Regions from separate parts of the Mus musculus genome. Here regions 2 and 3 are each linked to region 1. Evidence: chromatin loops called from intact Hi-C (ENCODE). Cell type or tissue: heart. All regions are shown on one strand.

The links. Peaks named below come from ENCODE experiments on the same cell type or tissue, not always from the same donor. Only the 100,000 strongest peaks of a DNase experiment are listed, where the experiment ranks them.
Region 2: a loop joins it to region 1, with 7 times the contacts of the local background. A loop is called at or near these places in 9 of 42 quality-filtered maps.
Region 3: it touches region 1 in a loop (3-fold over the local background); 9 of 42 quality-filtered maps call a loop at or near these places.

Annotation. Positions count from the first base shown.
Region 1 is chr12:8,444,760-8,447,259 of GRCm38, reverse strand. No RefSeq gene overlaps it. Among named protein-coding and RNA genes, the nearest start is that of Gm51967, 3.0 kb to the left of the region's middle. In heart, a CTCF peak has its summit at 1,429; DNase peaks (open chromatin) are centred at 1,549 and 2,109.
Region 2 is chr12:8,356,219-8,358,718 of GRCm38, reverse strand. No RefSeq gene overlaps it. Among named protein-coding and RNA genes, the nearest start is that of Gm33134, 6.5 kb to the left of the region's middle. In heart, a CTCF peak has its summit at 1,208; a DNase peak (open chromatin) is centred at 1,118; H3K27ac peaks cover 1,446 bases.
Region 3 is chr12:8,344,003-8,346,502 of GRCm38, reverse strand. No RefSeq gene overlaps it. Among named protein-coding and RNA genes, the nearest start is that of Gm33134, 19 kb to the left of the region's middle. In heart, no CTCF peak of the experiment used is centred here; DNase peaks (open chromatin) are centred at 762 and 1,392; H3K27ac peaks cover 1,644 bases.

The sequences.
Region 1 (2,500 bases):
TGACAGAGCTTTCAAGATCAAAGTCGTTCCTGTCTCTTGGAGAGGAGACAAGGGGAGATCACATTTCAAAAGAATTCAGAGGGGAAGGAATTAATCCATTTGCTGACACGGGGCCTTTCATTTTGCTCCAGAGATGCCCTGTCTGTCCTTCCTGGTGAAGCTGATTCCTTTGCCTAAAGAAAGCTTAGCTTTCTTAATTAAACCCTAGAGGGTTTTCGTCAAACCTTAAGTGGGATGAGACAATTTGTGGAAACGGCTACAACAAGCCCTCTCCACAGCCACTGCCCTACTATGTAACAGTGATACTGTGACCACTGGCTTCCTCTCCCAAGTAGGGCTACACCTGGCTTCTTCTGTTACCTGGGGAAGAAGTCAAGGTCAAATTCTGACCCTTACTAGGGCCAGAATATTAGTATCTCTGGTACTTTGACTCCACTCAGAGGATGCTATGGTCATGGTGTCTGGGAGGATACAAGGAAAATAGCAGGCTTTGAAAAGCTACAGGAAGACGGTTTGCTGGCTCTGCCATCTAAGGAGCTATGAGACCGTGGGAAGACATCTTCAGTTCTCTAAGTCACTTCTTTATCACCTTTTTAGACATACAGATCACTCAGTGAGTGTGTACAGTAAATCAAGACCCTTTGTTACATCATTTAGCCCTTTTAAGAACTCGATTGAGGGCTGGAGAGATGGCTCAGTGATTAAGAGCACTGAGTGCTCTTCCAAAGGTCCTGAGTTCAAATCCCAGGAACCACATGGTGGCTCACAACCATTAGTAATGAGATCTGATGCCCTCTTCTAGGGTGTCTGAAGACAGAGACAGTGTTCTTACACATAATAAAATAATAAATCTTTGGGCCAGAGTGATCGGGGCTGGAAAGAGAAGAAAATGTGTCTGAAGACAGCTACAGTGTACTTACACATAATAAATAAACAAATCTTTCACACACATACACACAAAAGAACTCGATTGAGTAAACATTATGCCTATTTTATGCATTTTTAAAAACCAACAAAGTTTGGGGATATTTCCAAACTTTTCCAAAGACCAGCTGGCAAGTAATGGGGACAAGATTTCATCGGGCTCCGTGTGATTCCAAAGATGATGGGTATGTGGTAGAGTAGCCCTTAAGAAAAGATGTCACCTGTTCTAAGTCCCCAAACCCTGTGAATGTGCCCTCACCTAGCAAAACAGAACTTGTACATGCCGTTATGGATCTTGAGATGAGATCACACAGGCTCACAAGGAGGGAGTCATGTAAAGAGAGACCCAGCACCTTGAATGCTCTCCTAGCCTCCAGAGCGGCGAAAGGTTGAAGGACGGTTGTGTCCCACTCTGGGGCATTTACGTAGACACTCTTCAGATACTGCTAGCACAGTGGGCAGTGGATTCAGCTGCAGTGTAATGCTCGGCTTTAGCCCTAGGAGACTCACACACTGGAGCAACAGTGACGGAAAAAAAGATGTAACGCTAGTTAGATCCTCGCAGGCTGGATCGTGCTGTTCAACTCTGCTCCTGCTTAGCACAGCCAAGTGGCCTCGAGCCACCTCCCTTGGGAAGCCACACTGAAAGGACAGGGCGAGATTCCCATAGACTAGGGACAGGGCGGGGAAGAATCTCCCATAGCAGAGCAGAAAGCTCCCTGCCTCCTTTTGACAGCTGTCCTGCCGTGAATTTCTGTTATGTGTGGTGGCACCCAGGCTCCCCACCTGCTCCCATCTCAGGCCAACTGGGCCAGGAGAGTTGGTACAAAGAGCCTTTGGTGAAAGACCACGGCTGGGAGTCAGCCCCAGGCTCCTATATATGGAACTGGCCATTTGCCCTGTCTGGGCTGGGCCTTGAGTCAACCTTTTGCAAAATTGAACACAGTCTGCTTTAAGGAGCCTTGAGAAGAGCTGTGGAATGATATGGGTGATGGTAAGGCATGCTCTCTGTTTCTGTTCATGTTTAACCAGGTGCACCCTTGAATGTCTATTGGAGGGACAGACAAACGGATGCTGTTCCTGATTGACAACTCCTCAGGGTTTCCTGTTAGGCTCCTGCATGTATCTTTCTGGGAGGGATTTGGCATCTGTGACTTTGTTTCCAAAGCCTTCTGGGTATGGTGGAATAGTACAAGAACTGGGCCATGTCCAACACCAAGAGAAAAATAATTGAGGAACTTAGAAGCTAGATAGAAAGCAAGTGTGGGACAGCGCTGGGGCCAACAGTAGGGGAAAGGACAGAGGCATTGCAGATCTCCTGAGAAGGGGATCATGGGATTGTAGCCGTGGCAACCACAGTGGTGGTCCTAATGTAGAATGTAAACAGTCCATGCATCTATCTAGGTCCCCTACGATATGTGTGTGAGAGATTCTCTTTTGGGAAGGAACATGTTTCATTTTGGGTAGATGGTGAGCACAGGGTACTCTAGAGCAGGATTCATAGCCGCAGAAGCCTGGGACTTGGATGTTGCTGTTGTAGACACCAAAGGCTCTGTAAGACTAGGGCAGCTTCCTT
Region 2 (2,500 bases), 89 kb after region 1:
GTCAATGCCAGGGCCCTGGTGACTAGAGATGAGAGGGCAGAGGACACAAGGCCAGGTGCCTGACATGGTGATCTGGAAGGGACTCTGGCCAGCTAGAGCATAGCAAGCAGGGTTCTGGCAGGCCTTGCTCTTCTCCTCCATCCCCTCTGCCTTGCTAAAAACTGTTAGATTGCATTCCTAAAGCTAGCCCCCAAGGTCTAGTCCCTTATTTGGTCACTTCCTCTTGAGGCTGACTTCTAAGGTCCAGCTATCAAAGTACTGAAGTCCAGCAATCAAAAGCTCTCCTTGGCTCACCTAATTAACATGCCCAGTTAAAATCAAACACCTCATTCTAACACAGGTCTTCCCGGCTTACACTCAACAAGAAGTTTACCTCTATTAACCACCATTTGCCTGTGGGCCATGCCTGCCTCCTCTCTATCCAGAGGCAGTCCTTTGTTCCCCTCCAGGAGAAAAATTCCCACCTCTCCCTTGTCCTTCCTCTTCTCCCTCATCCGCTATCTCCTGTCTTTGTCTTTTATCCCTTGCCCTTCATCCCTCTGGGATAAATAAATCTCCTTTGTGCTGAGATTTGGTCTTGGGGTGTTTTGAACTGGTCCTTTCAGGTCTCTGGAGGCCACTTCCCTGGAGGCCCCAGGGAGCTTTTCTCAAACTCTTCCAGCATGCCCGAATGTGCTCGTATTTTGTATTTTCAGGGTGTTCTCCCTCAGAACCCCACTGCTCAACTCCGGAGGAAGATGTTCTCCTTTTCCACACAGTGATTTCACATATGCCGTTAAGACAATGGCAGGCTGGGAATCAAACCCAATATGTCTAAGCCAGAAGTCTCCGTGTCTCCCCACCCCCCTCATTTCTGTACCCCAATGCTGGCTTCTCTGTAACTCAGACTCCCTGCATATGATCCATCTGAAGCTGAGACTGGAGCTTCCGTTTAATGTCCCACAGGAGAAAAGGAGAAAGAAGCATAGCTGCTCTGACTTCCAAGCCGAGTCTGTCTCTCAGGATGCCTGTTGTTGCCAAGAGACATGAAGCAGATGTCTTGGCAGTAGCTTCAAACACTTCCTGCCAAACCAGGGGAGAGCTTGTCTTCAGTCTAGCTGCAGCCAAGAGAGACAAGCCCCAGCCCACATTAGTCACAGGAAATGCTCGCACACACAAGGAGAGAGAGAACATCTCAAACCTGGGAGGCCCGCAGCTCCTGGCGGTCAGCCTCTCTTCAGCAGGATTTCAACACTGAGTACAGAAGTTGCTTGGCTAGGCTGTGACAGGCTTCAAGGGTCCAGCCTCTACCCTCACACAACCGATAGACTTCCCAGGTCATCCCATCTTTCCCATCATGCTTTGCTCCATGGTGTCCTGGTTTGACAGGGAAGGAGACCTGGAAGGGAAGTTCTACTGTGACACTCTAGGTTTCTCTTTTTAATTTTTTAGGGGGTTGATAAAATGCACAGAGCATAACATTTACCATTCTAATCATTCCCAAGTGTCCAATTCGGTGGTATTTAGTGCGTTCACCATATGGTGCAACCATCACCGCCACCCATTTCCAGACCATTTGCCACTGCAGGAAGCTGCTCACACTCAACAAGAAATTTCTTCTCACCCCTCCCTCCCCTAGCCTCTGGTAAGTGGCCTCTCATCTCTGTCTCCAACTTTTCCATGGTTTATGTAATTCATATAAATAGTATTCTATAGCATGGCTTCATTCACTCGGCTTAGAGTTCCCAAAATTCATTCATATTTTAGCTACTATACTTGATGTATTTTATGGCTGAATAATATTCTATTGTATGGACATACCACATTGTATATTCACCCATCAGTTAATGGGCATTTCGGTTGTTTGTACTTGTAGTTTATTATAAACAGTGTTACACAATTTTTTATGTTTCATTTTTTTCAAATACCTGTCTTGAATGATCTTGCCTGTATAACTTAGTCCTTGGATTGCTGGGGCATATCATTTCTATTTAGAAGTTCTGATGAATGTTTTAAGAACCACCAAGGGGTCTGGCAAGATGGCTCAGCTGGTAAGAGCACTGACTGCTCTTCCAAAGGCCCTGAGTTCAAATCCCAGCAACCACATGGTGGCTCATAACCACCCGTAATGAGATCTGATGCTCTCTTCTGGTGTGTCTGAAGTCAGCTACAGTGTACTTACGTATAATAATAAATAAATCTTTGGGCTGGAGTGAGCAGGGACTGAGTGAGCAGGGACTGAGTGAGCAAGCAGGGTTGACCTGAGTGAGCAGATATCCTAAAAATTCAATTCCCAACAGCCACATGAAGGCTCACAACCATCGGTACAGCTACAGTGTACTCATATACATAAAATAAAATAAGTAAATCTAGAAGAAGAAGAAGAAGAAGAAGAAGAAGAAGAAGAAGAAGAAGAAGAAGAAGAAGAAGAAGCAAGCCAAGCTAGGTTTAATCCCTGAACTCAGGAGGCAAAGACAGGTGGATCCCTTAGTTCAAGCCCAGCTTGGTTTACAGAGCAGGT
Region 3 (2,500 bases), 100 kb after region 1:
GCACAACACCCAGCACCTATAACAGCCAGTGCTTCGGAGAGGCTCACTGAGCGGAAGCCACAGGCCTCGATGACTCCACCTGGCCACTGCCACTTAGTAGGCAGCTCCTTGGGTAAGAGTCCCTCTACGACCAGCTCCCTAAGCTTCTTCAAGCACAGCTACAACTCAGCCAAAGTACATCCTATTTCAGGAATTGAGAGAGTCAGTCTTTTTGTTTGTTTGTTTTTTGAGACAGGGTTTCTCTGTGTAGCCCTGGCTGTCCTGGAACTCACTCTGTAGACCAGGCTGGCCTCGAACTCAGAAATCCGCCTGCCTCTGCCTTCTAAGTGCTGGGATTAAAGGGGTGTGCCACCACCGCCTGGCTGAGTTAATATTTTAAAAAAAGATTTATTTATTTTATTTATATGAGTACACTGTAGCTGTCTTCAGATACACCAGAAAAAGGCATCAGATCTCATTACAAATGGTTGTGAGCCACCATGTGGTTTTCTGGGAATCGAACTCAGGACCTTCAGAAGAACAGTTAAGTGCTCTTAACTACTGAGCCATCTCCCCAGCCCCTGCGATAATCTTTTCAAAACATATTCGATTGCGAGCATTTCATAGGACACCTGTGCACAGGTGTGAACAGGTTCCTACAGCAGTGGGAAGAGGACGTCACGATCCCTTCGATCTGCAGTTACAGGTGGCTGTGAGAAACCCAACCTGTCATGGGTTGTAGGTCCCAGACTTTGATCCTTTAGGAGAGCAGCAAGCTTCCATGATCCCAACCTGACCACCTCTCACTAAAGTGCTGAGAGTCACATGAGGACTGCTAGCTGTTTGTGTCACTTCTCTACCAGTCCCTGGCCACCTTTCTCCTGACTCCTTAGGGTATAGAGTTGGGTAATGATTGCTCAAAACAACAGTCTGCAGTCCATGGGGGCATCTAAGACTAGAACTGAGGGCTCAGCTACTCCAAGGCACTTTGCACATCATGCCTGCTCTGGGCTGTCCTCAGCCTATGGAGAGGTAGCTGAACTGGGAAGTACCTGGCATCCAGGCAGGAGATACACTGGTGGCTTTGTGGTCCTCTTCTGGGGATGCGTATAGCCCGGGTGGTGAGCGAGCTCGAAAGCTAAGCACACACAGCCTTTCACATCAGCCTGGCTCTGGATGGCAGTCTGTAGACACCAAGCCTAGTGATAGCTAGGAACAAAGAGCAGCAGGACTTGGCTGTGATTAGCCTCTGCAGCAAGGACTCTAGTTTCAGAGCCGATCCTTGAGCACATGGGCATGACCAGAGATGCAGAAATGGCCCCTCTATGCAGCAGAGCACAGGATGCCAGCCCGGCCAGAATTAGCCCCAGAACTGGGACTTTGCAGAACTGTCTCAAGTTCACAATGTTCTAAGAACAACACTGGGAGGAAGGGAGCAGCGGATGCAGCCGCTGGCAACACTTCCTGCCCACGGGGCCCATAATAGCCCCAAAGAAGCACACACTGCTGCCCAGCCGTCACTTTCTCTTGCTTGGAGATACTGGAGCTGCGGGCTCCCGAAGAGTCAGTCCTCAGAACAGAACAGCCGTTAGTTCACCCTCAAGAACACAGACTCCAACTCAGTCCTAAGAATTCAAACCTAAGTACTGGGAAGAGAGGCTGAGGGGTGGCTCAGACTGCACACATCTGAGAATCCCTAAGAAGCTGTTTGCTCTGTGGTGGGTGGCAGCCTGCAGAGCTGTATGCTGAAGAACCCGACATGCAGCAGTGCCGTGCTGGGCTGCTGGGGTGCAAGGCTAGGCCTGTGTATTATATCCATCAGGTGGGGCATGTCTGAAATCATGGTACTTCCAGTTCCATGTGGAGAACCCAAGATGAGAATCTGGAGGGAAGGGGTCCTCATTCCACACGGGGCTTGGCTGAGTGATTACTAGCCAGAGACTCCTTCTGGGCCCTCTGCCTCAGTTTACACAGTGGGAAAAACTAGATCTCCTAGATCCCTTCCTTCCTTCCTTTCTCCTAGTTCCAGCTAAGAGACAGTCTGGAGGGCTGGGCCAGAGTTAGCAGACATAGAATACCTACCCTGGTTACAAAGGACTATTCCAGCCCCCCACCAGAGAGAGAGAGAGAGAGAGAGAGAGAGAGACAGAGACAGAGACAGAGACAGAGACACAGAGAGAGACAGACAGAGAGACACAGAGACAGAGACAAAAGAGAGACAAGGCAATAGAGAGGGGGAGACAGAAACGGAGATAGACACACATAGAGAGAGACACACAGAAACAAAGAGACAGAAACACAGAGAGTCAGAGGCATAGAGTACCTTCCCTGGTTACAAGGGACTATCCCAGCCTCCATCACAAAGAGAGAAAGGAAGAGACAGACAGAAAGACAGAGATAGAGAGGTGGGGATAGAAATAGACAGAGACATGGAAACAGACAGACAGACAGACAGACAGACAGACACACACACACACACAGAGAGAGAGAGAGAGAGAGAGAGAGAGAGAGAGAGAGAGAG